Regions from separate parts of the Mus musculus genome. Here regions 2, 3, 4, 5, 6 and 7 are each linked to region 1. A link is a loop called in an ENCODE intact Hi-C map of the cell type or tissue named here. Cell type or tissue: heart. All regions are shown on one strand. Each heading gives the region's core, and the rest is flanking DNA. Links, peaks and the distances in the headings are about the cores only.

What was found. A loop is a pair of places that touch in the nucleus more often than their neighbours do. Peaks named below come from ENCODE experiments on the same cell type or tissue, not always from the same donor. Only the 100,000 strongest peaks of a DNase experiment are listed, where the experiment ranks them.
Region 2: it touches region 1 in a loop (7-fold over the local background); 17 of 42 quality-filtered maps call a loop at or near these places.
Region 3: a loop joins it to region 1, with 4 times the contacts of the local background. A loop is called at or near these places in 20 of 42 quality-filtered maps.
Region 4: a loop joins it to region 1, with 2.0 times the contacts of the local background. A loop is called at or near these places in 3 of 42 quality-filtered maps.
Region 5: a loop joins it to region 1, with 2.3 times the contacts of the local background. A loop is called at or near these places in 16 of 42 quality-filtered maps.
Region 6: it touches region 1 in a loop (4-fold over the local background); 2 of 42 quality-filtered maps call a loop at or near these places.
Region 7: it touches region 1 in a loop (7-fold over the local background); 20 of 42 quality-filtered maps call a loop at or near these places.

Annotation. Positions count from the first base shown.
Region 1 is chr8:84,184,961-84,189,404 of GRCm38, forward strand. No RefSeq gene overlaps it. Among named protein-coding and RNA genes, the nearest start is that of Mir181c, 8.2 kb to the left of the region's middle. In heart, for the core only: a CTCF peak has its summit at 2,592 (motif pointing right); DNase peaks (open chromatin) are centred at 1,701, 2,261 and 2,631; H3K4me3 peaks cover 1,089 bases; H3K27ac peaks cover 1,820 bases.
Region 2 is chr8:84,283,803-84,288,246 of GRCm38, forward strand. No RefSeq gene overlaps it. Among named protein-coding and RNA genes, the nearest start is that of Ccdc130, 16 kb to the left of the region's middle. In heart, for the core only: a CTCF peak has its summit at 2,061 (motif pointing left); DNase peaks (open chromatin) are centred at 1,059 and 2,059; H3K4me3 peaks cover 513 bases; H3K27ac peaks cover 489 bases.
Region 3 is chr8:84,037,577-84,041,576 of GRCm38, forward strand. Il27ra (interleukin 27 receptor, alpha) reads right to left here. Exons shown (of 14, transcript NM_016671.3): 3 at 3,356-3,513; 4 at 3,098-3,255; 5 at 1,902-2,058; 6 at 1,720-1,793. Among named protein-coding and RNA genes, the nearest start is that of Il27ra, 3.0 kb to the right of the region's middle. In heart, for the core only: a CTCF peak has its summit at 1,651 (motif pointing right); DNase peaks (open chromatin) are centred at 665, 1,695 and 3,120; H3K27me3 peaks cover 1,887 bases.
Region 4 is chr8:84,228,280-84,232,723 of GRCm38, forward strand. It overlaps Zswim4 (zinc finger SWIM-type containing 4), which reads right to left. Exons shown (of 14, transcript NM_172503.3): 3 at 2,462-2,818; 4 at 744-892; 5 at 513-663. Among named protein-coding and RNA genes, the nearest start is that of Zswim4, 6.5 kb to the right of the region's middle. In heart, for the core only: a CTCF peak has its summit at 2,670 (motif pointing left); no DNase peak of the experiment used is centred there.
Region 5 is chr8:84,267,974-84,272,417 of GRCm38, forward strand. It overlaps Ccdc130 (coiled-coil domain containing 130), which reads right to left and starts at 2,429. Exons shown (of 10, transcript NM_026350.3): 1 at 2,369-2,429. In heart, for the core only: a CTCF peak has its summit at 2,616; a DNase peak (open chromatin) is centred at 2,508; H3K4me3 peaks cover 1,694 bases; H3K27ac peaks cover 1,538 bases.
Region 6 is chr8:84,254,752-84,259,195 of GRCm38, forward strand. Mri1 (methylthioribose-1-phosphate isomerase 1) reads right to left here and starts at 2,573. Exons shown (of 5, transcript NM_026423.4): 1 at 2,139-2,573; 2 at 1,493-1,668. The coding sequence starts at 2,509. It overlaps Ccdc130 (coiled-coil domain containing 130), which reads right to left. Exons shown (of 10, transcript NM_026350.3): 9 at 4,362-4,444; 10 at 3,016-4,175. The coding sequence ends at 3,730. In heart, for the core only: no CTCF peak of the experiment used is centred there; DNase peaks (open chromatin) are centred at 1,708 and 2,570; H3K4me3 peaks cover 1,964 bases; H3K27ac peaks cover 2,433 bases.
Region 7 is chr8:84,355,279-84,359,722 of GRCm38, forward strand. It overlaps a transcript of Cacna1a not described here. Among named protein-coding and RNA genes, the nearest start is that of Gm23626, 23 kb to the right of the region's middle. In heart, for the core only: a CTCF peak has its summit at 2,685 (motif pointing left); a DNase peak (open chromatin) is centred at 2,683; H3K27me3 peaks cover 1,647 bases.

The DNA of each region.
Region 1 (4,444 bases), core at 149-4,148:
GTATGTTTGCCCTTCTCAAGTCCGGGGGCTGAAGACTTTAGCCCCCCTCAAACCCAGGCTGTTACCTTTGTGGGCCTGCAGCGCTGGGATTCCTGTCGGCTGCCTGCCTTCCTTTAACTCCTTACTGCATTCCTGCCTCAGTTTCTCCTTGATAGGCTTCCAGACATCCTCCTACTTAGACAAGTCTCCACTGGCCCAGGAAAATTCTCTGGGGTTCAGAGTAAGGCGTATGCGAGGAAATAAATGGGAGTGCATTGTAATTTGGGGGTTGAGGGTGCGGCTCAAGTTGGTGGAGTGCTAAGCCAGCATGCAGAAAGCCCTGGGTTCCATCCTAGCACAGCACAAAAGAAGCAAGGTGGTGCAGCACTCTGGAAATAGAGGTACGAGCATCCGATCAAGGTCAGCATTGCCTACAAAGAACTTGAGGCCAGCCTGAGCTACATGAAACTCAGTCTCAAAGAAAATAAAAAACAGGAACACCAGCTGGGTTGTGGCGCACGCCTTTAGTCCCAGCACTGGAGAGGCAGGGGGATCTCTGAGTTCTGAGGCCAGCCTGGTCTACAGAGTGAGTTCTAGAATAGCCAGAGCTTCACAGAGAAATCCTGTCCTAACAAAAACAAAACAATGAAACAAAATGCTGGGGCTATAGAGATGGCTCAGAGGTTAAGAGCACTGGCTGTTCTTCCAGAGGTCCTGAGTTCAATTCCCAGCAACCACATGGTAGCTCACAACCATCTATAATGTGATCTGGTGCCCTCTTCTGCCTTGCAGGCATAAATGCAGGCAGAACACTGTATACATAATAACTCTTTAAAATAAATAAATCAGCCGGGCGTGGTGGTGCAAGCCTTTAATCCCAGCACTCGGGAGGCAGAGGCAGGTGGATTTCTGAGTTCGAGGCCAGCCTGGTCTACAGAGAGCTCCAGGACAGCCAGGGCTATACAGAGAAACCCTGTCTCGAAAAAACCAAAAAAAAAAAAAAAAAGATTTATTTATTTTATTTTTTATTTTAAATTATTTATGTATTTATTTTTTGGTTTTTCGAGACAGGGTTTCTCTGTGTAGCCCTGGCTGTCCTGGAGCTCACTCTGTAGACCAGGCTGGCCTCGAACTCAGAAATCCACCTGCCTCTGCCTCCTGAGTGCTGGGATTAAAGGTGTGCTCCACCACGTCCGGCAAAATAAATAAATCTTAAAACAAAACAGGTAATAGTAATTGGGCCTTCATAGATGAAGTCAGCGTTGTTAATGCCTCAATGTGTCTTTTTCCTACACCCCTCCACAAAGTCAAGATTGACCTTGAATCTCTGATCTGCCTCCACTTCCCAAGTGCTGGGATTACAGGCATCGCTGCCATGCTCAGCCTGGGAGTATGGCTTTGGAATACATGGTGCCTGTTCATTCCTCGCCCATTTACTCACTCTGTATGTCTGTTTGGAGAGACAACCCTTGGACAGGTTCCTCAACTTTCTTTTGGACTCTCCCTCAGAGCTACAAAGACTGGCATGTCAGAGTCAAACCAGCAAAGTCAGTTAAGGGGATATTGTCCTATTCACAGGTGGACCACTGAGTCTCAGAGAGGCAAGCCTTTTGCCCTAGGCAATACTGTCACAGCAGCCAAGGAGTCTGTCCTTTTCGAGGTTGGGGTTTCCTGCCTGCTTAGTGTCCTGTAGGGGGCAGCAGACTCCAGCGCTCTGTTTTTGGGTCAGGATGCCCTTCAGTCAGCTTTCCCTCCCACTGCAAATAAGGACTCTGCCTCGACCTCCTGCGTAGCCTGGGAAGTGCCCCCTACCCTCCAGCGCTAAAACGATGAAAAGGCTCTTCCGAAATAACCCCACCCCATTCCTAGAAGTTAAGTCTGCTCCAGACTCACTCTAAGGCCTCTCTCCGGATGTCTGCTTTCTCTTCCTGTAGTGTATTCAGGGGACCTAGGCAGGCGCCTATGCATTCCGGAACCGGTTAATGTTCGGAGAGAGAATCTCTGACTGCTAGTCAGGGACCAGTCTACGTTCCGGTTGTCATCGCCTTAGGAGCTCAGGATAGAAAGGGAGCAGCAAGGCAAGCCCGTGTCTGGGTCACCGTCGAGAAGGCTCCCGTTCTTCCCGATAATGTCCTGCGGCATCCCAGCCTTTGGGTCTCCTTGGGGACCCAGATGTGACTGCCCTGGGCTTCGGCATCCCAGAGTCCCTGAGTCGGCAGCATTGGGCGTCGCTCACGGGTGCTCAAAAGCATGCGGCTCGCACACTTAGAAAACATCCAGGAAGTACGGGGCTGTTTTCTCTGCACCCCTGTGAGGCTCCGGCGGAGACACGTAGGGCTAGAAGGATGCTGGCCATAGAGTCTCGAGCCAGCTTCTGCCACCTGTGCTGTCTGCAGTAAAGCCAGCACCATGCTCCCAGCTGCGGAGACCAAAACCTTTAGAAAGGTGCAGCGAATTTTCAAGTTAGGTTTTCTGTTCCTGTGTATGCATCTCGAATCTTGCTTCTTTCTAGAGCTCTCACCGTGTGCCTCATACCATCTCTCTTGGACAAAGTACTTTGATACCTGCCTGTTCTTCTCGCCCTCTCCGGCTGTTCTCTCATGACCACCAGAGGGCGCTTGGCCCACCCAAAACTGCTCCTCAGAACTAAAGGCAATGACTTGCACAAGGCCACATATTGTTCCCCTGACCCTGCTGGCCCTCACTTTCTCCATAGCCCACATCTCCCTCTGTCCTGCTGTCAGGCCTTAAGCTGAACAGGGCCTGGGCATAAGTTGTTCGTTCCTTCTGCCAGGGGTCTGTATACCTCTAGTGCTGGGACTGAAGGCTTGTACCACATCTACCACTAGTTTGCTTTTGAGCACAGTAAAACCTGGGGCCCCTGTTAGGCTTTCCTGAGAGCCCCAGAGGTCCTTTTGTCTCCACTTCCCCAAGATGGGATCACACACTTGTGCTACAAACATGGCTGTTGTGACTTTTCTACAATTTCCTTTAATTCTGGCACTCTGGAGACAAAGACAAAATGAGCCTCGAGTTTGAAGCCAGCCTAGTCACATAGCAAGCAAGTTCTAGGCAAGCCAAGGTTACATGGTGAGACTTTTCAAACATTTTTCTCACATATGTATGTGTTCAGAGGACACCTTGCAAGAGTCACTTCTCTCCTTCCTCTGAAGATGGAACTCGGGACATCAGTCATGGTGCCAAGTGCTTTTTAACCTACCGAGCCTTCTCTCATCAGCCCAAGTCTCCTTTTTATATGAGTGCTTATGTGAGCTCTTTAAGGACAGTCTTGGGCGGGTAAGAGCACTGACTGCTCTTCTGAAGGTCCTGAGTTCAAATCCCAGCAACCACATGGTGGCTCACGACCACCCATAATGAGATCTGATGCCTTCTTCTAGTTTGTCTGAAGTCAGCTACAGCGAGCGGGGTCAACCAGAGCAAGCAGAGGTCCTAAAATTTAATTCCCAACAACCACATGAAAGCTCACAACCATCGATCTGTACAGCTACAGTGCACTCACATACAATAAATAAATAAATCTTTAGGAAAAAAAGACAGTCTTGTCTCATCTCTTCCCCTTCCTTCCCACCTCTTTCCTTTTCTACCTTTTTTCTTTTTCCTCCTTTCCCCTCTTCATTCTTTTCCACTTCCAACCTGCTGTCTGAAGTAGCCCAGGCTTCCTCCTCTCTTGTCTGCTGTGCTCATGTATCATCTACTCCAAGTCAAGAGTTTGCATTTGCTTTTGTTTTATTTTTCGTGACTAGGGATTGAACCTTGGCCTCATGCATGCTAGGCAGCTCTACCGTTGAGCTGGAGCCCGGACCCTTCAGGGCAAGAACTATGGCCCTCATAGCTGTGTACCATTAAGAGCTTTTGCTGAGCCCTCACGATCCGTAATCTCCAGGTAACAGAACAAACATGAAACTTGCCCGCATCGCTGGGACAGAGGCAGGCACGCAGCACATAGTTCTGTGAAGTTTGCTGCTCTGAGAGCTCTCAGGGCACAAGGAAGTGTGGGAATGAGACTGGAGGACTGAGCAGCCAAGGAGGGACTGTGGCTGTGAGCACAGGGCTGAGAGAGCGGGGCTGCGGAGGGTGGACAGCTTTAGAGGTCTCTTTCCATCTTCTAGGTGTTGGGGATAACACAAGCTATCAGGCAAATGACCTTACCCTCTGAGCCTTCTTGTCAGCCAGCTTTTACTTTTTTAGACAGGTGCATTGCGATATCATTAACATACACTCAAATTTACACCTTCTATAGCACTAAGGTTATTTTTCTTTGTGGGGGTTGTTTTTCAGAACAGGGTTTCTCTGTCCTGGCTGGCTGGCTGTCCTGGAACGGACTCCATAGACCAGGCTGGTCTCGAACTCACAAAGATACACCTGCCTCTGCCTCATGAGTACTGGGATTAAAGGTGTGCACCACCACTGCCCTGCTTATTTTGCCTTTTAATTTTCATTTATT
Region 2 (4,444 bases), core at 249-4,248, 99 kb after region 1:
AGTGATTGACGTGGGATGCCTCAGGCCCCGTGAGTAGTGTCACTCCTGGGCAGTATGACAAGGCAGGCCTCCAGGAGCAAGCCAGTAAACAGCATTCCTTCATGGCTTCTGCTTTAGTTCCTGTCCCAACTTCTGTTCATGATGGCGGGTCAACTGTAAGATTAAACAAATACTTTACTCCACCATAGCTTTAAGTTGCTGCGTGTAATTTTAAAAATGTGCTTGTTCTTTTTCGAGAGCTTGCTTTTCCCAAGAACCCAGGGAGCTGCGATTACTTTACACCAGCCAATCACCCCACAGCTAGCTCAGCCAGTTGCCAAAGACCTCCCCATGGCTGTGTCCTTTCTCCTGCCCACCTGAGTTGCTGCAGATGAAAAACACCAGACAACCTTAATATTTAAATACTAGCCAGATAACTCAATGGCTAGGCACAGGATCTATTGTTCTAAACTCATCAGCTATCCTATATCAAAATTCCGCAGGTGGCGAAGACCACCACCAGTTCTAGTTGCTCCCAGGCCTTACATGGTTCATGCTCCTCTCCCCAAAGTCTGGCTGAAAAGACCTCTCTCTGTCTCGTCCCCCTCCTCTTCTTCCTGGGACCCAGAAATCGCACCTTTTTTCCTTGGCCCAGGGATTAGCTTCTGTGGAAACCTAACACAGAAATTGGTAGCTGAGAGTGGGCAATTGTTGCAACGGATCTGACTGAATTATTTTGGGATGGCTGTTGAAGTATTTGGAAATTTGGGCCTAAAAAAAGCCGTATTCCAAGTTTAATGACTATTGTGTGGAAGCTTCAAAGATAAGAATGATGAGATAAATCCGTGGAAGTCTGGCTTGTGAAGTTTCAGAGTCTCCCAAAGACTCTCAGGGCTGTTCCTGCAATATGTTTCTTAGGCTGGAAGCCCTGCCCTCCCACGCACAAGCTGAGAAACCCAGTCTGCCCTCCCCCTCCCCCCGCAGCCCCACCCACACAGAGAACAACCCCCATCCCCCACAGACCTGCTTGGAGAAAACTCCAGGCTGACATGTCATCAGTCCTTGTCTCTGCGTTCACGGCAACCCACCCAAGAGTTTTTAGCAGTACGGAAGCTGAAGGACTGAGGGGTAATGACGAGCCGGCAGTGCCTGGAGCCTAATGAGACAAGCTGTACTGAAGATGGAAGAGGCAGAGAAATGGCGGGGCTGAAGCCCTGTGGGAGCCCAGAAGAGTGTGAGTTCCACATGCTGGACACATTAAAGAGTTTATGTATACATCTGGGTTTTGAATTTACTTTGATCTAACTAAAACTGTGCCCTGTTCTTAGACTAAGAATGTATGTAACTGATTTTTTTTTTTAGCTTAATATAGTTGACAGACTTTGAACTTTAAGGAGACATTGAATTTGTAGAGAGAGCTTGGATTTTTAAAGTTATAGAATTTTTTAGAAGGCTGCAGAATTCCAGGACGGCAGCCACACTGGGTTGATTTCACCAACACAGCTGACACTTACAAAAACATTGTGTAAACAAAATAAAGTAACTGTCTAACAGACCTAAGAGGAGAGGGGGTGTGCTGGGAGTGTGGCTGACCACTGCTTCACCTTGTACAAGGCTCTGGGTTCCACACCGGAAGCAGCAAAACAAGCAAACAAAAAGATTGGGTCATATGCTTGTCTGTGGTGCAGGAAATCCTAAGGGCCTGCTGATCTCCTGAAGGTTTATGGGTGCTTCCCCTAAACTTGATATTTTTGGTTCTTTATGCCATGTGACTTTATGGGTGTTTATGTTGATTGGTGTTTTATGCCATGTGACTTTATTAACTAAGATGGCAATGAAGTTATATGGTCCTCACCATCAAGATGATACCATTATGATAGCAGCCAAGTCACAGGGCTGTCTCCATCTTGATGATCTTACTATCCAAGATAGCAACGGAACAAGATTACTTTCCTTAAAAAAAAATTAAGGGCTGGAGAGGTGGCTCAGTTGTTAGGAAGACTTCATGTTCTTGCAGGGGGTCCAGGTTCAGTTTCTAGGTGGCTCACAGCTGTTTACCAGTTCCCAGGGATCTGGTGCCCTCTTCTGGCCTCTATGGGTATCAGGCATGCACACAGTGCACAGACATACACGCAAATAAAACATTCATATGAGTCAGGCAGTGGTGGCGCACACCTTTAATCCCAGCACTCGGGAGGCAGAAGCAGGCAGATTTCTGAGTTCGAGGCCAGCCTGGTCTACAAAGTGAGTTCCAGGACAGCCAGGGCTATACAGAGAAACCCTGTCTCAAAAACAAAAAAACAAAACAAACAAACATGAAAACCCAACCAACAAAGACATTCATATGCATAAAATAAACATTAAAATGAAAGGGATTTTATTTTGCATATCAGATTGTTTGCCTCTGTGTGTGTGTGTGTGTGTGTGTGCGTGTGCGTGTGCGTGTGCACCATATATGTGCCTGATGCTTACAGAAGCCAGAGAGGGCATTAGATCCCCTCTTCTGGCACCACAGATCCATATATATCTGCTCATATACACACATACATGTACATAATACACATACCACACACAATTCACACCATACGAACATATGTACATACACATGCATACAATACATATGTACACATACAAATACAATACTTGACATATACACAAGCCACATATCTCTTTATACACACCATATACACTATAGCATAGATAAACACATCCACACATATAAACATACTCCACACATATGTATATGCACATACACTCAATACCACACACACCACCCATAAACACTACCTGTACTGGCTAGTTTTGTGTCAACTTGACACAGCTGGAGTTATCACAGAGAAAGGAGCTTCAGTTGAGGAAATGCCTCCATGAGATCCAACTGTAAGGCATTTTCTCAATTAGTGATCAAGGGGGAAAGACCCCTTGTGGGTGGGACCATCTCTGGGCTGGTAGTCTTGGTTCTATAAGAGAGCAGGCTGAGCAAGCCAGGGGAAGCAAGCCAGTAAAGAACATCCCTCCATGACCTCTGCATCGGCTCCTGCTTCCTGACCTGCTTGAGTTCCAGTCCTGACTTCCTTGGTGATGAACAGCAGTGTGGAAGTGTAAGCCGAATAAACCCTTTCCTCCCCAACTTGCTTCTTGGTCATGATGTTTGTGCAGGAATAGAAACCCTGACTAAGACAAATTGGTACCAGCAGAGTGGGATATTCCTGTGACAACCTGACCATGTTTTGGGGAGGACTGTGGAAGGACTTTGGAACTTTGGGCTTGAAGATCCATTTGTTGTTAAGAGCTCTGTCAGATGTTGTGTAGGAGCTTGGAAGATAATGTTGAGAACGGTGCAGAAGATGGAGGTCTGGTTTGTGAAATTTCAGAGGGAAAATTAAAGACTCTTTTCAGGGCCATTGCTGCTTTGATTGTGAAGATTCTGTAGTTCTGGTTAGCTGGGGCTGAAGAATCAGCTGTGATTAATAAGATACCAGAACTACCAAAGCAAAAATTTTGCATTACTGGGACTATTGATGCTGGTTAGCTGGAGCTAAGAAATTAGTGGTGATTAAGAAGAGACCAGCATCATTGAGGTGACATCTTCTGGGAAGTGTTTTCTGAAAGAACAAAGAGGCTGTGTTCCAGAGATGGCCAAGGTTGTACTCCTGCTGCAGCGGGACTTGGTAATATGTAAGGGTCACCCAGGTGGTACTGGTTTTGAAGGCATGAAGGGGTCACGCAAAGCAGCTGAGGCTCGGCACTGTGAGAGGCCATGGAAGGCCATTGGTGAAGGTGCAGCCTTAGTTGCAATTGAAGGCCCAGGACTGAAGGGGTCATGCAGTGTTTTGGAGATGCCAGTACCATGAGATGACCACCAAGAGCAGCAGCAGCAGTGGAGTACAGGCATCTGGAGCCTAGAGGATGACGCGTGTGCTACATAGGGCCTGGCTGGAGAAGTGACCCAAGCCCTTGGAGGAGCCCAGAAGATCGTGAGTTGGATCCCAGACATTGGACGGTTGGAGATTGACTTTTGCTTTTGATTGTGACTGTGCCCTGATATTTTCCCTCTTGAAGGAAGAAACTGTTTTAGTGGAGCCCACAGTTAAGAAACTTTTAATTGTAAAAAGACTTTGGATTTTAAAAGAGATGGATATTTTAAAGAGATTGAAATTTTAAGAATATGTAAAGACTGTGGGACGTTTAAAGTTATTTAAGATCTTGGAGATGAATAAGAACTAAGGGTTGAGGCTTACTAGTGATGTTTTTGTGTGTCAAGTTGACAAGGGGTCAATTGTACTGGCTAGTTTTGTGTCAACTTGACACAGCTGGAGTTATCACAGAGAAAGGAACTTCAGTTGAGGAAATGCCTCCATGAGATCCAACTGTAAGGCATTTTCTCAATTAGTGATCAAGGGGGAAAGACCCCTTGTGGGTGGGACCATCTCTGGGCTGGTAGTCTTGGTTCTATAAGAAAGCA
Region 3 (4,000 bases), core at 1-4,000, 150 kb before region 1:
TACATTTATCTTAGTGTGTGTGTGTGTGTGTGTGTGTGTGTGTGTGTGTGTGTGTGTGTGTGAGTACACCACAACACCCAGATGATGATGATGATGACGACGACTTCAAGATTCATTAGCCAGGCATGGTGACACACACCTTTAATCCCAGCAGGTGAATTCAAGTTCAAGGCCACTTTGGTCTACAGATTGAGTTCCAAGACAGCCAGAGCTATACAGAGAAACCCTGTCTCAAAACAAACAACCCAGTCTCAAAAAAAAAAAAAAAATTCCTCAGAGACCAAAAGAAGGCATTGGATCCCTGGAACTGGAGCTACAGACAGCTGTGGAGCTGAGATGTGGGTTCTGGAAACAGAGTCTGGGTCATCTTCAAGAGCAGCCAGTGCTGAGCCATCTCTCCAGATCCACATCCAGCTTTTTACGTGGTTCCTGAGACTGAATTCTTTCATTCAAGCTTGCTTCACCCCCTTGTCCCTTGTCCTCTGACCTCCACGAGTGCACACGCATGCACACATCTCACATACAGAAGGCTGGTCTCAAATTTTATATCTAAGCAAGGATGGCCTTGAACCGTCCCTGGCCCCCTTGGTTCCCATTGGGATTCCAGCTGCACCCCATCACATCTGGCTCATGCAGTGCTGTGGCTAGAGTCCATGACCTCGGACACTCCAGGGAAGCTCTATTTCTGGGCTGCACTCCAGCAGGACCTAAGAGCTTTGGAACATTGATTAAGGGCTCCTGCCCTGCTGCACACCTCCGGCTCCCTCCCCTGTGGCTTTGTAACTTCCTCCCCAGTGGAAATGTACAAGGATGAGAATGTGTAATAATTTAAGTGATTCCAGAAAACTCTAGCAGGGCACAATATTTAACACCTTCAATACTACCACTTAAGAGACAGAGGCAGGTGGATCTCTGTGAGTTAGAAAGTATAAATGGTATACACACATGCATTTACACCATATACAAACATATATGCCTTTGCACGCATGTGTGAATACACTTACCTACATGTGTGCATGCATATGTGTATACATACATTCACGTGCAGGCACCCACACACATCTGCATGTTCACATGCACAATAAACACATGTCGAACTAAATGGATGACATTTAGCTGTGTGGCTCAAGAGTCATGGTATGTTTTATTCCTTGTAGAGTTCAGCCATGCCCAGCAGATATTAGATGTTCAACAGAATTTTTTCAGTGCTGAGTGGGGAGCCTGGAATCTCATACACTCTTGCTAAGTATTCTGTCACTGAGTCCCCCTTTAAAACTTTTTGTTCAGACTAAGTTGCCCTGAACTCACTCTGGCTGGTCTTGAACATGCTTTCTTCCTGCCTCAATCTCTTGAGCAGGTGGGATCATAGGTGTGGGCCACCTTGAATCAGGAGACTAGGATAGGCTCTTCTACCTGTTGACAGCAGCGCAGGGGCAGCCCGGCAGCGTGCTATGGACATAGACACTGAGTCTAGTACATGTGTTACATCTTGCCAAGCTGCACTGATATCATGTCCTGAATCCAGACCTTCATATCTTCTTTCTCCTGCCTGTCCCAACCAACACACCTCAGAACCCCTACAGGCAGACCCCACCAACTCCTGCTCGCACAACTAGCGCTTCAAGAGAGCTCTGCAATCCTAGAAAAAACCTCCAGGGGGCAGCAGAGGAAGCCATTGCTGCTGATAAGTTCCCAAGCCCCTTTGGTCATGAGGCTCACCTTCCAGACAAGCAGGGCTGCCCGTTTGCCAGAAGTTTCACAGACGGTCCCCGATACCCACACATCTTCAGGATCTGATGAGGATGAGAAAAGACAGGTGAAGTTAGATGAACAAGACTGCCTGGCCTGTGGTGGTGGTGGGCTGAGGCCCAAAAGTGCAAGACAAGTGGAGCTGTCCTCACCTAAGAATGGCGTCTGGAAGGACAGGGGCGAACTCCACTCGCCCCATGGATATCCGTTCTCCACCTGGCAGCGGCCAGACACCTGGTAGCAGGTGCCAGGTTCCAGGTTCTGCATCTCAACAGGAGTCAGCCCATCTGTCTTCAGCTGGGGCTCCAGCTGGGGAAACAGATGGGGCCACCCTCTGTTGAGAAGACTTTTTTCTTCTTTTTCCAATGCTATGGTCCTGGCTCTGACACAAGGCTAGGCAGGACCTCTATCATTGAGTTACATGAAACCTTTGGGGTGTGTGTGTGTGTGTGTGTACAGATGTATGTGTGTACAGATGTTGATGTTGTGTCTTCTGTTGCTCAACATCTTATTATTTTTAAACTTTATTTACTATTGTGTATTATTGTGTATATTGTATACGTGGGGAGGGGGTCAGAGGACAAGTATAGAGTAAGTTCTCTCCAGCTACCTTTGTGTGGGTCCCTGAAATCTAATTGAGGTCATAAAGTATTCATGACCACTGCCTTTCCCCACTGAGTCATCTCCCTCTTCCTCCACTTCATTTTCTCAGCCAAATGTCTCCCGGACTCTGGAGTTCACTCATTTGTTAGACTGGAAGGTGGGTCAGTCCTGAGGTCTGCCTGACTGCCTCTGCTGAGGTTACATGGTGCCACCGTGCCCGCCTCTTTCACTGGCTGCGGGGCCACACGCTTGTGTGTCAGGTACTGTTTACCGAGCCATCTCCCAGCCCCCGCCTGCGCGTTGGTCCTTTTATTTATTTCCTTTTTTTGAGACAAAATTTTAACTGATTAGGAAACCCATGCAGGCCAGGTGTGGTGCTGCACACCTTTAATCCCAACATGGGAGGCAGAGTCAGGTGGATCTCTGTGAGTTTCAGGCTAGCCGGGATCATACAGTACCCATCCCCCAAAGCTACTTGGGCAGAATTTAGGGATGGCAGCGAAACCCCGTCATCCTGGCGCTCAGGAAGACAAAGCTGGAGGACCATGGCTTTGGGCCAGCCTGGCTACATAGCCAGACTCTATCTCAAAAAATAAGCAACAAATGAACCAAGTTGCCTGTGAGGCCATCTATGAAGGACTTGGGGTGACTCCGTGATAGGCACCAAATGAGACTGTGCTCTGTAGGATTCGGGATGCTGTCCCATCCTCTGCAGAGAGAGTAGGAAGGAAGCCCAGACACTCACCCGGGTCCATGTTTCAGCCTGGCATTCCTTGTACCGGAACTGACAGATGAGAACTTTCTGCGGTGGCCACACGGGCGGCGCCCACTGCACAGTGGCCTCCAGGGTTGCTTCCTCAGAAATATCCACTTGAGAGAAGATCTGGGGTGTGTCTGGCTTCACTGCAAATGGGAGGCCAGAGTGCACTGAGCTCAGGCCTTCAGCCACCCTCCCACGCTCCCTGCACTATGCCCCCCCCCACCCCCGCCCACGCTTCATTACTTTGGGTCTCCAGGTTCACAGAGACAGAGGACCACAGAGGCCGTCCCTTTTGTGTCCCCCAGATGAGGAGTTTGTCAGCCATGGTGAACTGTTCCCGGGGAATGGTCACCCAACTCTGTTTGGAAGGCACCTTCACCTCCCAGACTCTATTGGGATGGCTGTGAGGAGAGATTGGGAAGAGATGCTCGTTGGCACAGCCTAAGCCCCAGGCTAAGCTTCCAGCCCTGCACCAACTTCATGCCTCACCCTGCTCTGCTTGGGGTCTGAATCCCTTGCTCTTAAGTCAACACCGTGACCTGAGGAGAGTGACTTAACCTCTCTGTTCTTCTTTAAAATGTATGCAGTACACCTACTTTCTGAAAGAACTCAACAGTGGGCCGGGTGACTGACAGTTTACACCCGACAGTTCACAGCTGTCATCCCAGCACACAGGAGACGAAAGCAGGATTGTTAGAGGCCAGCTTCACAGGGTAAGACCCTGTCTCAGAAAACATGCTGTTCCCCGGGGCTCCTCCCAAGGTGCTTTTTCTTTGTCCTTTACTTAGCGCAATTGAAATGAAGTTTCCAGATACACTCTCCCCTGGACCCTGAACCCCAAACCATACCAGAACCAGCTATTGTTGTTGTGATTACAAGCGCTACACT
Region 4 (4,444 bases), core at 254-4,253, 43 kb after region 1:
TTGGGAAGAAAGACCAGGAACTCAGGGTCATCCCTTGCAACACTGTGAGCTTGAGGTCAGCCTGAATCAAAACAAGACAAAACTATACAGAAAGGGTATGTACAAAGTCTCTGTAACACTGGCTGGTTTTACGTCAGGTCCCTGGGCATCCCAGATGTCTGTGCCTTGGAGGATGTGGGACACCATGGGACAAAGCTATGTAGCACTTAACCATCTATGCAAGCATGGATCCTCCCATCCACTCCCCATCCATGAACATATCCATCCACATTTGCTGGAGCATGCATACTATGCAAGCCTGCAACCACTGAGTTATATCCCTAGTCCAAAACATATAACATTAATCATGATCTTCCCTACTGGATATTAATCCCAGGAGAGCCAGACTTTTGTGTTTTGTTCTCTCTGGGAGTTCCAGCACCCAGTAGGTGGCTGGCATGTTGGAAATACTTAATAATGCTAAGTAGAGAAGAGATTTGGGGCACAGATGCTAACATGAATGGGAGCCTCACCCAGCTCATCCCACAGCTGCCGGCACTTGTCTGTCATGCCAGCACCTTGCTGCCGCCACAGGGCCAGGCGAGGGTCCTGCAGGAACTGCTCAGTCATGAGGATTAGCATGCGTGCCCCATTGGAGTCCCGTGCTCGAAGCATCTCCCGCACCTGTGCAGAGACACAAGTGGTAAGAAAGAGAAGTGCATACCAGGCGGGCCCTCTACTCTGCCCAGCCCCAGCCTTGGCACCTTGCTGAACATGGAGCGCAGCTGCTGGCTGGCCCCATAGTGGCCACCATTGGACAGCAGCTGTTTCACCTGCTCTTGGATCTGCTCCTCATCCAGATGCCAACAGTTGGCATCTTCTGTGCCTGCACCCGCTGTGGGATCTGGGGCACCTGCGGGGACAAGAGTAGAGTGTCCACTCTTGCTGTGTCCATTCCTCCAAAGTCCACAATCCATTCCACCATACCAGCAATCCACCTATTAACTCACCACCCATCCATTTGTCCTCTACACACTCATTTATCCAACCATCCATCCCTCCACCATTCTCTTCCATCCACCTAATATTCTACCATGAATACATCTGTCCATCCAGGCATTGGTCCCAAACACTACAAGCCCCTTCGTTCACTTAGTCAGGTACTATGGAAACACTGTTTGTATCCATTCATCTTCCACAAAACATCAGTCACTCATCCATTTCCTCATCCATCATCTTACCAGACACCGCCCATCCGTAGTAAGCCAGTTTCTATCCATCTCCTCATCTCCATACCAGTTCCTCCACACCCACATTCTGTACACAGCCTGGTTCACCAGTCTTGCCTCCAGCCCACCTTCAATGTATGCACTCATCCTATGACTCCACCTGCCCACCATCTGGACTTGTCTCGACACTCAAACTACTTCGCCTTGGATTTATCAACCCATCAGTCATGTTGTGCACTCCTGAGCTACTCTGGTCCACAAACATGCCTCCATCACACCTATCACTGCTCCATGCTCCTCCCAGAACAACTACCTACCAGTCCCCAGCATGCATACCTACTGGTCTGTCTGTCTGTCTGTCTATTTTTTGTTTTTTCGAGGCAGGGTTCTCTGTAGCCCTGGCTGTCCTGGAACTCACTCTGTAGACCAGGCTGGCCTCGAACTCAAAAATCCGCCTGCCTCTGCCTCCCAAGTGCTGGGATTAAAGATGTGCGCAACCACTGCCTGGCTTTTTTTTTTTTTTAAGGAAGGGTCTCACTCTATAGTTCTGGCTGTCCTGGAACTCACTATGTAGATCAGGTTAGCCTCAAACTCAGAGATCCATCCACCTCAGCCTCCTGAGTGCTGGGATTAAAGGTGTGTGCCACTATCCCTGGATACCCACTGGCCTTTCAGAGTCCCATGCAAGCCATCTCTTCCCAGCCACCCTTCCAACGCTTAGTCCCCTCACTGCACTGTACTGATCTACCCATCTGCTTATCCCCATACTCTTCCACGGCACCAGTTCACCCTGGTGATGAATCATAACCTCCTAGAATCCACCCAGCATCCCATGACCCGAGTTAGTTCCCATCCATTACTGTTACCTTTCTACCATTATAGCCAAACAAACCAGCAGCAGACCCCTCCCTTCCAATACCTCCTGGACTGCACACCTCATTCATAACTCAGTGATTCTCATCTTTAAGTCTTTACCCTGGGACTCTGAAACACCTCACCCTGGGACTAACCCTCTGCTCTTTCTCTCCTCCCTCCCTCCCTCCCTCCCTCTCTCTCTCTGAACATGAGACAGGGTGGCACTATGTTTCAATCCACCTTAGCCTCCCCAGTCCTGAGATGACAGGCCAGTGTTACAACTTCCCTGTTTCTAACTGCCCAGGTGCCCTGGGCTCAGGCACCTTAGGATGTGTCTGTCTCTCAGTGTGTCACACCCCCAAAGCAGGGCATCATGGCCCCTCCCTCCCTCTGCTCACCATGAACCAGGTTGATCTCAGAGCCCAGCAGGAGGATCTCGTCAGCAAGACGTTGGGCGGTAGGCAGCACCTCAGTGTGGTGTGCACTGATGAGATACTGCACAAACTTCTGAAGCTGATCCCGGTTCATTTGTGACAGAGTCTCAGAGATGGGCAGCCGCAGCTCCACCTGGCGAGCATGACGGATGCGGTACAATGACAGCGCCACCACGTGGGCACAGTAGAAGAGGTCCCGATTGTCGCAGCCACAGCTCACAGATGTGATCTTGCAGCGGTCAAAGCTGATGGAGACGTGGTAGAGATGCTCTGGCTCTCCTGGGCCCCCAACTTCTCGAATATTCCCACTCAGGTGGAACCCTAAGAAAAAACACACACTGAGGAGACGGGATCGCCCCTGGGCCCCCCACTTCTCTGATGTTCCCACTCAGGTGGAACCCTAAGACAAAACATACACCGAGGAGACTGGATCACCCCAGCAAGACCTTGATGCACAATTCTGCTGAGAAGCCCAGTATGGACCACTTAATCTATTCATGCCTCAGTTTCACCATCTGTGCACACACAGCAACGATGATCTCCACATGCCACTCTAATATCTAGGTGAATTAGTCACAAGCGTTTAGAATGGCTTGATAAAGTTAAATCCAAACTCCTGATCTTAGGCCGGACGTGTTGGCGCATGCATTTAATCTCAGCACTTGGGAGGCAGAGGCAGGTGGATTTCTGAGTTCGATGCCAGCCTGGTCTACAGAGTGAGTTCCAGGACAGCCAGGTCTACACAGAGAAACCCTGTCTTGGAAAAAACAAAAAAAACCACCTGATCTTTTTGGGGGGATGGCCTCAATTGTTCTTCACCTTGTTTATTTACCTTTGGTTTTTTGACACAGGGTTTCTCTGTGTACCCTTGCATGTTCAGGAACAGGCCATTTAGACCAAGCTGGCTTCAAACTCAGAGATGCCTGTCTCTGCCTCCTGAGTGCCAGGATTAAAGTATTAAAGGTGTGAGTAAAGTCCCTAAGTGGTGCTCTGCAAAAGTCATCACAGCAGCAGCTGTCCTAGCCTACAGGCAGGGTAAGGTGCCCCTGACAGGAGCTGTCAAAATGGCGGCTCCTGTTAAAATGGCAGTGCCCCACAGCTCCTCTGCCTGCAGCCATCGGTCACAGGAGCTGTCCACGGTGATGCACCTCCTTTCCCCCTCGGCAGGAGCTCTCCCTCCAGAGCTGCCCACGGTGGACACCTTTCCTGTCTTAGCCTAAGGCTTTCCTGAAACACCACTGCAGGAGCTGTCCACGGTGGCTACATCTTCTCTCCAACCTCCCTAAGCAGCTCCACAGAGATGGCTCCTCAGACAAAGCTGCCTGTGGCCAGGAAGGACTTCCCACCCTAACCCATTGGCCTGGTGCAGTGAAAACGGGGTGAAAAAAAGGCACCAATCCCTGAGCAGGAAACCCCACTAATCCCTGATTTTCCCACACAAACCCACCAATCCTTGAGCAGGAGAACCCACCCAAGCCTGAACAGGAAACCCCACCAATTCCTGAGCTCCCCAAGCTAGACTTGAAACCACCAATCCTCAATCTGGAAACTTCTGCCCTGAAAAGTGCCACCCCCTCAGAAATCCTACAGCCCTGCCCTTTGTTCATTTCCCTGCTGTCTGCTCCTGGGAGCAGAGGGCAGCCATCCCTGGATTCATCTGTCCACACCTGGATCCTACAAGAAATCTCCTTCATGAGGTTTTCTGCCTGGTGTGACTCTCTCATCAGAAGAAACCAAGAAGAAAAGAATTACTGAAGAGAAGCGAAGAAGCAAACAAGTGGAGGAGGGCTGAGGCTCCTGAGTTCCTCAGCTCAGCTGGGGGAACCCCTCCCTCCCCCCACCCTGGTCTCCAGGAACTGCAACACCTCTGCTAAGAAGCATTCCTCTCAGAGCTGTGTGGCTCCTGGGCCCCCATGTCTGAGGATGTCCTTCTGCTGGGACACCTTT
Region 5 (4,444 bases), core at 207-4,206, 83 kb after region 1:
AGGCTCTCTCTCTATATATATATAAAACCCAGACATTTGAGTTACCCACTCCTTTTTGTATGTCTGCCCACCTGGGTGCTGCACCTTCTCCTCTCTCCCATATGGTCTGGCTCAATCTGGACACGTTGGCACTCTGGGCTCCCCAGATGTCTCTGCCCCTGCTCTCCCTTTTATCTACAATCAACTTTCTGCTTCACTTAGGAGTAACCATGGCCTTTATTCCTTTTCTCTTTCTTCATTTAGTGATCCCGGAGGACTCACAGAGCATCAGAGGCTGATGTTGGCAGGGCATTTGTTTGTGTGGGGCAAAGCTTCAAATGCAAACTGAAGTGCCAGAATTCAGAAACTGCATTTATTTAGGATTTTCTCCACTCTTCTCAGCTGTCTTGAGGATTTTTTATTTTTGTTTGTATCTGTTTTTTTTTTTTTTTTTGAGACAAGGTTTTTCTGTGTAGCCTTAGCCCTGGAACTCGCTCTGTGATCCACCTGCTTCTGCCTCCTAAGCACTGGGATTAAAGGTGTGCATCACCACCTCCAGGGGTAAGGTTTTTAAAAGAGAAATTTATTTTTAAATAGTGTGTGCTTGTGCCCAGAGAGTCTAGGAGAGGACATTAGACTCCCTGGAGCTGGAATTACAGGCAGCCGTTGAGTCACCTGACATGGGGACTGGGAACTGAACTCAGATATTCCAGAAAAGCAGTATGTGCTCTTAACTACTGAGCCATCTCTCCACCCCTAAATTAAAACAAAACATTGTGTGTGTGTGTGTGTCCAGGTGTGACTGTGCCATTGTGTGCAGGTCAGAGGAGGAGTTAACTCTCTCCTTCCCCCACATGGGGGATGGAACTCAGATAGCCAGGCTTGGTGTCAGTGTCTTCACCTACTGAGTCATCATCACACGTCCTGACCCAGATACCTTTGGTGGCCAAGTACTTCAATGCCCAGCCAGGTTTGCGAGGCACAGCTACCTGAGTTTAAATTCAAGCTCCATTCTTTACCAGCTGCGGACCTGGGTCTGACTGTTGTGGAGTGCCTGCTCATCGCCTGTCAGAAGAGAATACAGACCAGGGAGTGATGGTGTATGCCTTTAATCCCAGCATTCGGGGTGTGTGTGTGTGTGTGGAACCAGGAGGGTACACACTGAGTTCGAGACCAGTATGGTCCACAAAGCCAAGTTCCAAGCTAGCCAGAACCAGACAGGAAGACCCTGTCTCAAAAAGCAAAATCAAAACAAACAAAAATTAAAAACAGAGGGAAATGGGAGCGGGAGTGACTCTGGGGTTTGCTATAATGAAAAAGTGTATGGGCTGGTAGTGTGGACACCCAGCTTGAAGTGCTATGTGCTTGGGGTCTGCTTTACAATGTTGAACATGTTTGTTTTGGAGACATGCCTTTCTGTGTAATCCCGGCTGGCCTAGTACTCCAGATCTTCCAGCCTCAGCTTCTGAAGTCTTAAATGGCTAATCACCACAGGTAGTATCACAGCCAGATTACACCCAGTCTGCTCAGGTGGATGCACAGGGGCTCTTCTGTGCCAAGGGTCATTCCTGACCTCAAATGCCACAGCAGACCACAGCTTGGGCATCAATCTCCTCTCTGCTGCTTCCTAGCTGCCTGACTCTGGGCCAGGGGCTACCTGGATCCCAGTTTCTCCATTTGGGGAAAAAAAAAAGTTTTCTAAAGGATTCAGCCGCTGAGACTGCCTTTGGGAGTCATGACAGGTGTTAAGTATTGAGAAGAACAGGCATGGGACAAAGAAAAGTGACAATTTCAAATTTCTCCTACTTACTAACAACTATAAAAAATATTTTTGTTATGTGTATGTGTGTGCAGAAGTGAGTTCAGGTGACCGGAAAGGGTAGAGGGTTGGATTCTCTGGAGATACAGGCAGCTGTGAGCTCTGGGAACTGAACCCTGGTCCTCTGCTAGAGAGCAGGTCAAGTTCTTAACCGCGGAGCCACCTCGCCAGCCCCTTACAAATTACATTTATTTGTTCTGCGTGTGTTGGCAGAGTGTGCAACGAAGTGAGAATGTAGATCAGAGAACAGCCTACAAGAATCGATTCTTTCAACATGCTCAGGGGTCGAACTCTCATGTTGTCAGGTTTGGCCACAAGCGCCACTACCAGCTAAGCCACCTTGCCGGCCCCCAAGCTACTGTTCCCAAGCACTATGTTTCAATTCAGGCTAGGAGGGCTCATCTTCAGCATGAAGACGCCTAGAGGTGCCATTGGCCTAAAACGGAGGCTGGGCCCTGGGAACCCGCTCGCGTCCGCAGATACAGCATCTCCCGTGCCAGGACGCAGTGGTGGGATTGAGGACCTGCCACCCCCGTTGCCGTCGCGGACCGGTCCTCACCCCGTACCTACCTGCCCTCTCCCTGACGTCACGCCTCCACCAGCCCGGAAGCACACCCGGAGCCAGGAACCCGCAGAGCGCCCGCCTCTGCGGCCCAAAAGCGCCTGCGCAAGCTGGAGCGAGGCACTTTCGTCATCTTGATTGGCTGAGGCTATTGCAGACTGACCAATTCAGGCCTGTCTAGCCGTTAGAAGCCCCGCCCACCGGGAGTGGTCCAATTGGAGATGGCTTCCTCCCGGAAGATCTACTTTGGCACCGCCCAGCCCTCCCTGGCGGTTGCGTTTTCGAAGGAGCTGATTCGTCATTTTTAAGCTTTGATTTGACTGACGTTTGAGACCGGTTTTCTTGTATCCCAGTTTGACCCTGCATCTCATTATATTGCTGAAGATGACTCTGAATTTCTGACTCGCCTTGTGATATCCAAGTAGTGGGATTACCAATACAGCCCAGGCTATTTATTTATGGATTTTAAAAAATTATGTTTATGACCAGACGTGGTGGCCAACACCTTTAATCCCAACACTCTGGAGGCAGAGGCAGGTAGTCTACATAATCAAAGGCCTGTCAGGAGTACACTGTCTCAAAAAAATACATATGTATGTGTGTGGGTGAGTGCTAGTGTGCCACGACTGAGGGAAGTAGAGTCAGAGGGATATTTGTAGGTCTCTGGGCAAGTATGTGGTGCATACATATATGCAGCCAAAACACCTGTTCAGGTAAATAAATCTTAAAAGTACAAAGCAATGCCGGACGTGGTGGCTCACGCCTTTAATCCCAGCACTTGGGAGGCAGAGGCAGGTGGATTTCTGAGTTCGAGGCCAGCCTGATCTACAAAGTGAGTTCCAGGACAGTCAGGGCTATACAGAGAAACCCTGTCTCAAAAAACAAAACAAAACAAAAACCCAAAACAAAAAGTACAAAGCAAAGCCGGGGGACGGTGGCACACGCCTTTAATCGCAGCACTAGAGAGGCAGAGGCAGGTGGATCTCTGAATCTACAGAGTGAGTTCCAGGACAGCCAGGGCTACAGAGAGAAACCCTGACTCGAAAAAAATCTGCCCCCCCACCCCCACCAAAAAAGTAGAAAGCAGAAAAAAAGAGGTTTATTCAATGGTGGCACTTTAGAAAGCGATTCGGGGAAGGGACACTCTTAAGTTCTGGTGTGAGATCATGGTTTAAAGGTACAAGGATCTCACATCTAAGCAGTCTTGGTCAAGGTGTGGTCCCGCCCACCATTGACCCACCATTGTCTGGGCTTCAGTCTCATCCTGTAAGTTGGTCTGCAAAACCTAGAACTGGGTGAAATCTCTTTCCAGAAGACTTTCTCTTCCCCCTCTGGCTGGCGCCCTTTCTTTTGCCCACCATGAGATTCCTGGGGAAATTCCCATTTCTTTGGAGTTCATTATTTTATGGTCTGATAGATTGAGAGATGTGGGGACGAGTCTCTCTAGATATCTTCATTTCTGCCAGGTCTATTAAAAAATAAAAGGTTAGTAACATGGAAGATTCTTGAAGGCCCCTGAGCTCAGCTTTATATAAAGAGTCAATGACAGGGCGAGGGGACTCACAGTGTGAGCAGAGACTCTAGGGCCTGCTTTTGAGTCAACCCTTCTTATAAGCAACCCTGACACACACTCCTGTTTATAACCCTGGTAGGATGTCGTTTGTAGGACATCAGACTTCAGTGCAATGGTTACTTTGGTCTGTGTGGGTTCTCTTTCAAGGATGAGTAGATGTCTGTGTGCTGTATCCTCCCAGGAAAAAGTCTGTGGCAGTGAGAGAGGGGGAACCGCGAATTCAGAGATGACTTGGGAGGAGTGAGTTAGCCAGGCATGCATGAAGCTAACCCTCCTGAGGGGAGCATCAGAGGAGGCATTTCCGAAAAGCCGATAAGCCGGCCTTTCCTGTAGGGTGTTAGTGTACTTTATGCTGTAGCAGCAGTAGCAGGGTTCTTGTTATGGGTGTGAGCAACTAAGGCTGAGCTATCAGGAGTTGGAGCGTCCGTGGGAGGAATCCCAGGATGACAGTCTTTGTGTGGTCAGGTCCAGAAAAAGTCCATTTCCCCAAATTCCAAAAGTCAGAGGCACA
Region 6 (4,444 bases), core at 175-4,174, 70 kb after region 1:
AAGATGACCTTCTTTGTCCTAGCCTGCTGAGTGGCCTTTAGCGCCTTCTGTCTGTTTTGCTGGGGATGCAAGGAGCCCATAGCTTTGCATTCTGGAGGCAAGTGCTCTACAGCCACACACACAGCTCCTCGGAGGAGGATTCTCAGTCGTGCTCCACTGCTCACCCATGCCTCTAAGCCCCTTGTCATTCCTCTCTGTATTCTAGGCTGCAGGTGCCTGGTGTCTCTCCCATGGTTCATCACTGTGTTCTCACTCGCTGCAACAGTCAGTAGTTGCTTCATGACTGTTAGTGGAGTCAATAAACGGGGCACAGGAGCTTCTTTCTGAGATTGAGCTCTGACTCTGGCAGACAGCAGAGCTTCTGGGACAACCAAGGGCCAGGAGGAATCTGCTGCCTTGACTCCCAAATTGCTATCTTGTGGCCACTTACTCAGGGGGTGTCACTCTCAGCTCCTCTGTCCTCTGGGAGTTGACACTATGCCCCTTCTGTAGGTATGTGGCGCGGGCCAGGCCAGGCAGGTGACCCGGGGAAGTTTGTAGACTCTGATAGCAGAACTACTTCAATCCATGTGCACAGGGAGGGCCAGGGTTCTAATGCATGGGTTGGACTCCTTGATGTAGCCACCCCTGCAGACAACTCCCCAAGGGTTTCTGTACAGGAGCTGCTATACTGGGAGTAGGAAAAACGAACAAACTAATATGCGGGGCTGGAGAGACTGCTCAGTGGCTAGGAGAACTTGCTGCTCTTACAGAGGACCTGGGTTTGGTTCCCAATACCCACATGGTGGCTCATAATCATCTGTAACTCTAGCTTCAGGGGATCCAAAACCATCTTCTGTCCTCTGGGCACAATGTACATGCATGGTACACATATGCACAGCAGGTATACACAAAATATGATTTGAAAAATCAAAACAAAACTAATATTTACACTTCTGTGGTTGAAGTAGTTTCTTCATTTGAGTTTTGGGGACTAAATCCTGGATTTTGTGTATTCTAAGCTAAGTATGTACTCTTTTAAAGTATTTATTTTTATTTTTAAAGATTTATTTATGTATTTTATGCATATGAATACATCACCGTTGCTGTCTTCAGACACACCAGAAGAAGGCATCAGATCCCATTACAGACGGGTTGTGAGCCACCATGTGGTTGCTGGGAATTGAACTCAGGATTTTTGAAAGAGCAGTCAATGCTCTTTACCACTGAGCCATCTCTCCAGCCCTAGTGTTTATTTTTAATTATGTACATGTGTGTCTCTATGCATGTAAGGGCATGTGCTCGTGGAGGCCAGAAGAGGGTGCTGCAGGTAGTTACTGTGGGTGCTGAGAACTTAATAGGTCTTTGCAAGAGGGGTCCATACTTTTAAGCTGCTGAGCCAGCCCTAGCTAAGCAAGTACTCTTGCCACTGAACTACACCCCCAGCTCCAGTTGCTTTGCCTTGCATCCCATAACATGTCCCATGCCCTAACAATTGAAGGTGCCTCCTCACCTAACGCTGTACCATAGCCAGCAGTGGCCAGAGCACCCGTGTTACAGTGGGTCAGCACGGTCACCTTGCCACCCCTGGGGTTGGTCTGCTCTAGGAGATGGCGGGCTCCCAAGTCCCCGATGCTCCGGTTGTCTTTGAGGTCCTTCTCCAACATATCCTCGGCGAAGCGGATCACTCTGGGGACAGAAGAAGCTCTTAGCACTGTTGGAAGGGAGCTGGCTAACTTTGAAGGGGCCGCCCTTTAAAGGTGAGGTGGGGTTCTGAGAGCCTGAGGACACTTCCACTCTGATCACTAATATAAGTGAGCCAGGAGCTGGGGCTGACGCACAGCAGTAAACAGGAGGAAACCCTTTACCTCTGTGATGATGACGTCATGGTGGGAGAGGCAGTTGATGAACAGGAAGGGGCAGAATCAGGGACAAGGTGTTTTTACAGAAGGGGAGGGGAAGGAGCAGGAACCTGGAGATGAAGTTCTAACTCCAGTGCTTTAATGCTCTAGACTCTAGTCTCAGCCACAGGCAGGAGCCGTACCGGTGCAACAGAAAAGCAGTAAGAACCAAGTGGCTGGACCGGAAGTGGGATGGGAAAGAAAATGGTAGAGAGGAAAGCTGGGCAGAGCACACAAGACTGGTCCAGGATCCCGTACCTTTCCCGCACGGTCTCTTCAGTGGCACCCTCTCGTTCCGCCTCCTGGGCTGCCACTTGACCCAGATCGCGGGCGGCGCGGGCCATGTTGACAGCGGTGGGCCGGGCGGCGACTAAGAGGCGCAGCTGGTCTCGCACGAAGGCCACCAGAGCAGCGAGTCCGGGACCGCCGGCGCCGGCCCGCAGCTCCACGGCCAGGCTGAGGCAGCCGACCAGCGCGATGGCCGGGGCTCCGCGCACCTTCATGGCGCGGATGGCTTCACTAGCCTGCTGCACGGAGCTCAGTGCCTCATAGTGGCAGTGCTCTGGCAGCTGCAGCTGGTCGAGGATCTGCAGCGAGCCGGGCGAGTAGCGGATCGCTTCCAGTGTCATGTTGCCTACCCTGCAGGGCCACGAGGAATCCTGCACAGGCTGCGGGGCGGAGTTGCGTCCTGCCGCGTGCGCATGCGCACGCGCTCCTAGGTTATCGGGCGATTAGCGTCTTCCAGAGTGGCTGTAACTTCTCCCAAGGCCGAGTTCTAGCTCCAAGATGCTTGGTGATGGGGCTATTTTTTTGCCGGAAATCGTCCATCCGTTACTGAAGCGATGACTTGGAACTCTCAGCTCTGCCTATCCACGGCTCACAGACACCCAGCGCTTAATCAGCGTGTCAAACGACCTTCCGTGGGACTACTTTTGTCTCCATTTTTTTAAAAAAAAGCAAGCACCATGAGGGACGTTTATTCTCAGGGCCTGAAGAGATTGCTCAATGGTTAGGCGTGCATTCTGCTCTTGTAGAGGACCAAAGGCTTCACGACTGCCGCTAGTTTTAAAGGATTCAAGGCCCTCTTTCAAACCTCAGTGAGACAACATACTCACAACATGCAAACACACAAAAATAAACCTCAGATTTTAATTCCAGCATTCAGGAGGTAGAGATATATTTGTGAATCTGGCTCCACAATAGTTACAGAACGAGTTCCAGGACAGCCAGGGATACATGAGAAACCCTATTTTAAAGCTGGACCACACCTTGTCTCTATTGCTGGGGTGCCAGGATGACGGTTGTCTGCCCACTATGCCTGGCTGGATTAGGGTGTTTTTGAGGTTGTTTCACAAACATCCCTACTGGCTGGCCACTATGAGTGACCCACACCAGCCCATGACATGGAGTTTGGATGTTCTTCCTGCCTGCCGTTAGCTTTATTTCTCTGGCTCCAGCAGCCTGGCCCTCTTTCAACCTTCCTTATGTAGTCCTTGACACCTCATAAGGGGACGTCACCCCAGGCCGTGGCCAATCTTGGTCAGTATCTCAAACCCTTCATCGGGCTTTGTGGGGCCACACTGCCGTCACAACGATGCAGCAGCATCTGCTTAGTTGGCTGGAAGTGAGGGCAGGGCAGCTACTAGATGAGTTTAGAAACAAGGCAGGGACAAAGAACAGCACTTTAATGCTCAGGTATCAGGGTTACATCAAGGCACAGGCATTCTCACCAAAACCAAATAAATAATAATCTGTATAGGAAGGTAGGTCTGTATCTGGGCTGGCAGCAATGTGCCAGTCCCTAAGGTCTGGACGCGTCATGGCTTCTGGTCCTGGAATTCTGACTCCCTTACTCGCTCTCTGAGTCAGAGTAGTCAGCCACCAGGGAGGCATTGGGGGTGTTGGGGTTCAGCAGGTCCTCCTGGGAGGAACCTAGGGGGAAGGCCTGATCACTACAGTTTCTCTTGGATTCTGATGTCTTGCTGGTCCTGGATGCTTCTGCTGCCTCTTCAAGTGTCTTGCTACCCTGGGTGGTTCCTGGTGGCCTTCTTTGTTCTTCTGACAAGGAGTTGTCTGCTGCACACTGAGGACTTTCTGGAACGTCTCGAGACTTTCTCCTCACTATGCCCAGGTCCCCCACCGTGCCTGTGCTGCTGGGGGGTGGTCTGCGGCCCTGGCACAGCTTCTTCAGGACGCTGCTAGCTTTGCTGCTGCTAGCACTGGGTCCCTGGGCTGAGGGGAACCAAGAGCGGTGGATGATCTCTGTCCGCTTCATTCGCTGCTTGTCCTCATAAGCTGTAGGGAAAAGGGAGCATTGGACAAGGGCCAGAAGTTCAGGGGCAGAGTGGGCACAGAGCACACACCCCTAGTCTTGAGCTTTCTTCCCACCAGTTTAAATAACAGGGGCTCTAGGGACCAAGTGCCTCCAAACCCTACAACCTTTGCTTCCCAAGGACCTCCCAGTCGGGAGCTGGCACTCACAGTCCAGGGTGTGCAACCTTAGCAGGGCAGCCAGCCTGCGGTCATCCTCAGACTCTGGCACAAGAGGGATGGCTAGGCTGGCT
Region 7 (4,444 bases), core at 190-4,189, 170 kb after region 1:
CAGCCTGGGCTACAAGAATAAGTTTCATGACAAACTTGGCGAAACAGAAAGTGAAAAAGAGCTGGGAGTCGAGTCCTTGCGTGGTGTGCTCCGACTCTGCCTCCATACTGCAAGTAAATAGAATTAAACCAAGGACAAAGTAACAGATTAAAGAGCTGGCATGGTGGTGCGTATGTATAAGCCTCGCACTGTCCAGGCTCAGGTAGAAGATTGTGAGTTTCAGCCTAGCCTTGGCAGCAAGGTGAGACAGCCTCAAAAATTAGTAAAATAGGGACTGGAGAAATGACTCCGTGGCTAAAGGCTCTGGCTGCTCCTGCAGAGGACTGGAGTTCACACCACACCCACATAGTGGTTAACAATGGGCAGGATCCCATTTCAGGGGATCCAGCACCATCTTCTTACCTCCCAGGGTGTGTACACAGACAATGCACAGACTGCATGGAAAAACACTCGTGCACATAAAAAAACAGCAAAATCGGAAAGGTATAGGATGGCTCTGTGGGTAAAGGCCACTGCTACCAAGCCTGATAGCTTGAGCTCAGTCTCTGGAGCCCAAGGATGGAGGGAGAGAACTGATGCCTACAGCATTGTCCTCTGATCAGTACAGATGGCCCACGGCACACCCATACACCCATCACACACACACAGACACAGACACACACACACAATTTAAATAACAACAAGAAGAAAATAAAGGGCTAGGGGGATAGCTTAGTATATTGGGACCTGAGTTCAATCCCTAGGGTGTGTGTGTCATGTCGGGGGTGGGGGTGGGGGTGGGGACAGAGGCCAGGCATGGTGGTACAAGCTAGAATCATGATGCTGGGGAGGCAGAGACAGGCAGACTAGACTAGGCTCACTGGTCAGCTAGCATAGTCTACTCTATTCCAGGCCAGTGAGAGACTCTGTCTAAAAAACTAAGGTGGTAGCCCCTGAGGAATAGCACCTAATGTTGATCTCTGGCTTCCGCATACATATATGCACATACCAGTGCCCCATGCACACTGCAAACACATGAATATAATAAATAAAACATCGAGACAAAGAAACTAACAGACAGGCTCTCGGTGTGCTTTCTAACTACACAGGAAGCAGATCAGGACCAGCCTCTTGGTCCAGTGCAACTGAGTTTGAACTTGCCATCAGGGATCTGAAGTCCACTGGACGCAGGTCCAGAGCACAGAAAGCAAGGGCTTTAGAGGGTCCACTTTGCAGAAGGGAGCATCTAGATGTGAGAAAGCACCCCTCCCCCACCCCTCCCCACCCCACCCCAGTTCGATCTGGAGCTAGGTAGTTCTATTGCTTAGCATCAGCCACACCCTTGCGCCCTTTCAACCCATGGCCTGTGTTGCCCGGCAACTGCTAGAAGTGTCTTTCCTGCCCCCCAGTTGCCAAGGGAATACTCAATCCTGGCAGCCGGGCCTGGGGCGCTGAACTTCCGGGCGCAGGGTGGGGTGGCCTCTGCTGTTCACACCTGCTCGCGCACAGCCCTGGCCTCCCCTCAGTTTCTCTCACTCTGCTCTCCTTGTCTCCTCTCTCCCTCCAGTTTCCTCTCCTGGGATATCTGAGCGAGGCCCATGGATGCCGAGGGCCTCTTGGGGCTCTGACCCCATGCTTTCTCCCCTCAGTCATGAGCTCCTGCACAGCCCAAGGTACCCAGGCACGGACTGCACCCTGGCAGGCTCATCCAGGACTCTGCATGTCCCGTGGTCACAGCAGATGAGCGGAAGCCTCGAGGGGCCAACTCTGAAACGGCGTGGTGGCGTGGTGGACCACCGGGATGTCATCTTGGCCCACCAGGCGCACAAAATGCACAGCACCCCTCAGGCCAGAAGGAAAGAGTGGGAGTGAGTATTCACGGGGCAGGCTGTAAGGGAGCTGTGCGGGGCTTGTGGGCCAGCCAAGCCTGAACTGGCAAGCTTCAGGGGATAGAATGCGCTGATATGGTGTGGGTGACTCCAGTTGTCCCTTGACAGTCCATCAACCCTCTGCCTTAAGGTTGCCTGGAATACTCTGAACCGGCTTTGTAAAAGACCCGGATCCCTTGTGCGCAGTGGAGCCAGAAAGGACTGGCAGAGGGGACAAGTGCTTTCTCTGGGGACTTGGGTAGGGTGCGGGGAGGTGGGGCATGTTGGGAAAGGCTGGGAAATTCTGCCTTCAGAGGTACTCTGGCCCAGCTGTGAGGGAACGAGCTACGCTGATAGCTAATGGGAAGTGGTTTGGAGAAAGGTTCAACTACAAACAATCCCTTTGCCACTGCATCTCTAAGCGGATTGCTAGGGCTTAATAACATTTTATTTCAAAGGTGTAAAGCTGGGGTGGTTTCCTGGGCTGACACTGATGGCTGTGATGTACCCATGAGTAACAGCAGGAGCCGCTGATGCTAGCAAGACAGGAACCAGTTTAAGTCCCTCAGTCTTCATACCCTGCCATCCCAGGGAGGCTGCGTGTGTGTGGTCACCCTGCTTATCTGCAGCTGCCACTGTTCCTGGAGAAGGGGAAGCCTGTGGGTGCTGATGGGCGGGAACGAATGCAAGGTGGGCCTGAGCACGTCTGGTAGGCTGGATGTGAAGCAGGCCTACTTGAAGTGCCCTCTGAGGTAGTTCCTAAGGTTATGGCTGGATGTGAAGCAGGCCTACTTGACGTGCCCTCTGAGGTAGTTCCTAAGGTTATGGCGACACCTGGTGGTATGTCTGAGCATCTATGGGCGGCGGCAAACTGACCCGCGTTCCTCACCCTTAGGTGTTGCCATGTATCCGGCTTTCCTCCCATGCATGTGTCCACCTGTTCACTCAGTATGTCTACCCATGCATCAGTTACCCCAACCATATGTCTTCCCACGTTCGCCTACTTTGCCTCTCCCTCCTCCACCCACACACTCACTGTCCAACCCATCCAATCCGTCCTTCACTAGTAACCAAAGCACCTAGATTGTGCCTCTCCAGGGCTTCTCCCCACCCTTCCTCTTCGGTCTCTCCGCATTCATGCTCTTCTTGCTTTTTTTTCTCAGAAGCAATGAGACCTTTAAAAGGTTGCAATGAGTATTCGCACAGACTTTCAGCAAGAAGATTCCCCGCCGCTCCCCCCCCCCCCCCCCCCCCCGCCTTTTGGAGACAGGGTTTCTCCGTGTAGTCCTGGCTGTCCTAGAACTTTCTTTGTAGACCAGGCTGGCCTCAAACTCACAGAGATCCTCCTGCTTCTGTCTCCAGAGTGCTGGGATTTAAGGTGTGTGCCACCACCACCTGACTCAGGAAAGAAACTTTTAGGGCCAAGAAAGTGTTTTGTTTTGTTTTTGTTTTTTCTTTTTAAGACTTATTTATTTATTTTATGTATGTGAGTACACTGTAGCTGTACAGATGGTTGTGAGCCTTCATGTGATTGTTGGGAATTTAATTTTTTAGGACCTCTGCTCACTCCAGTCAGCCCTGCTCGCTCAGTCCCTGCTCGTTCCAGACCAAAGATTTATTATTATAAATAAGTAAACTGTAGCTGACTTCAGACACACCAGAAGAGGGCGTCAGATCTCATTGTGGATGGTTGTGAGCTACCATGTGGTTGCTGGGATTTGAACTCAGGACCTTCAGAAAAACAATCCGTGCTCATATCCACTGAGCCATCTCACTAGCCCAAGAAAGTGGTTTTTGTAAAACACATTTTAATAGATTGTATTTATTTTGTGAGCAAGCACTTGGAGAGCGGTGTGGGGTGGTGTGGATGTGGAGGTCAGGTATTCTAGAGTATTCTAGTCAGGTATTCTTCCACTGTTTTCTACTCCTGCCAAGAAGACAATTTTTCAGCACATCCCTGGGTATTTACTTTGTTTATTTATAGATATATTCTGCTAAACATATCATGTGAATTAAAATGGAAATGGGGATATCCATAAAATATATAGTATTTTGAAGAAATTTTGTTTGTTGCTTTTGAGGCAGCAAATTTTCTTTCTATTCTTTTAAAAAAAATTCTTTTTCTCTTTTGTTTTTTTCCTCTCTCTCCCTCCCTCCCCCCCCCCTCTCTCTCTCTCTCTCTCTCTCTCTCTCTCTCTCTCTCTCTCTCTCTCTCTCTTTCTTTTCTCTTTTTTGGAGACAGGGGCACTCTATGTAGGCCTGGCTGTCCTGGAACCTGCTAGGTAGGCCAGGCTGGCCTCAGCCTCACAGAGCGCTGCCTGTGTCTGCTTCCTGCATGCTGAGTTATTGCTGGAAGTGGATCCTGATGCACGGGCAGGTGTTACCTTGTGATCCTGCAGTCTCTGGATTCCAGGCCTGAGTGCCAGGGTTAGCACTGACTGTCAACTTGACAGAATCTAGAGTCACCAGGGAGAAGGGCCTCCCGGGGATTGTCTTGGCTTTGTGGACTGAAATGTAGGGTCCTCCCCCTGCAGATGGCTTCCTTTCTTGACCTTCATGGGTCCCCAAACTGTAAAAAGGAGAAAGCAGACAGAGGG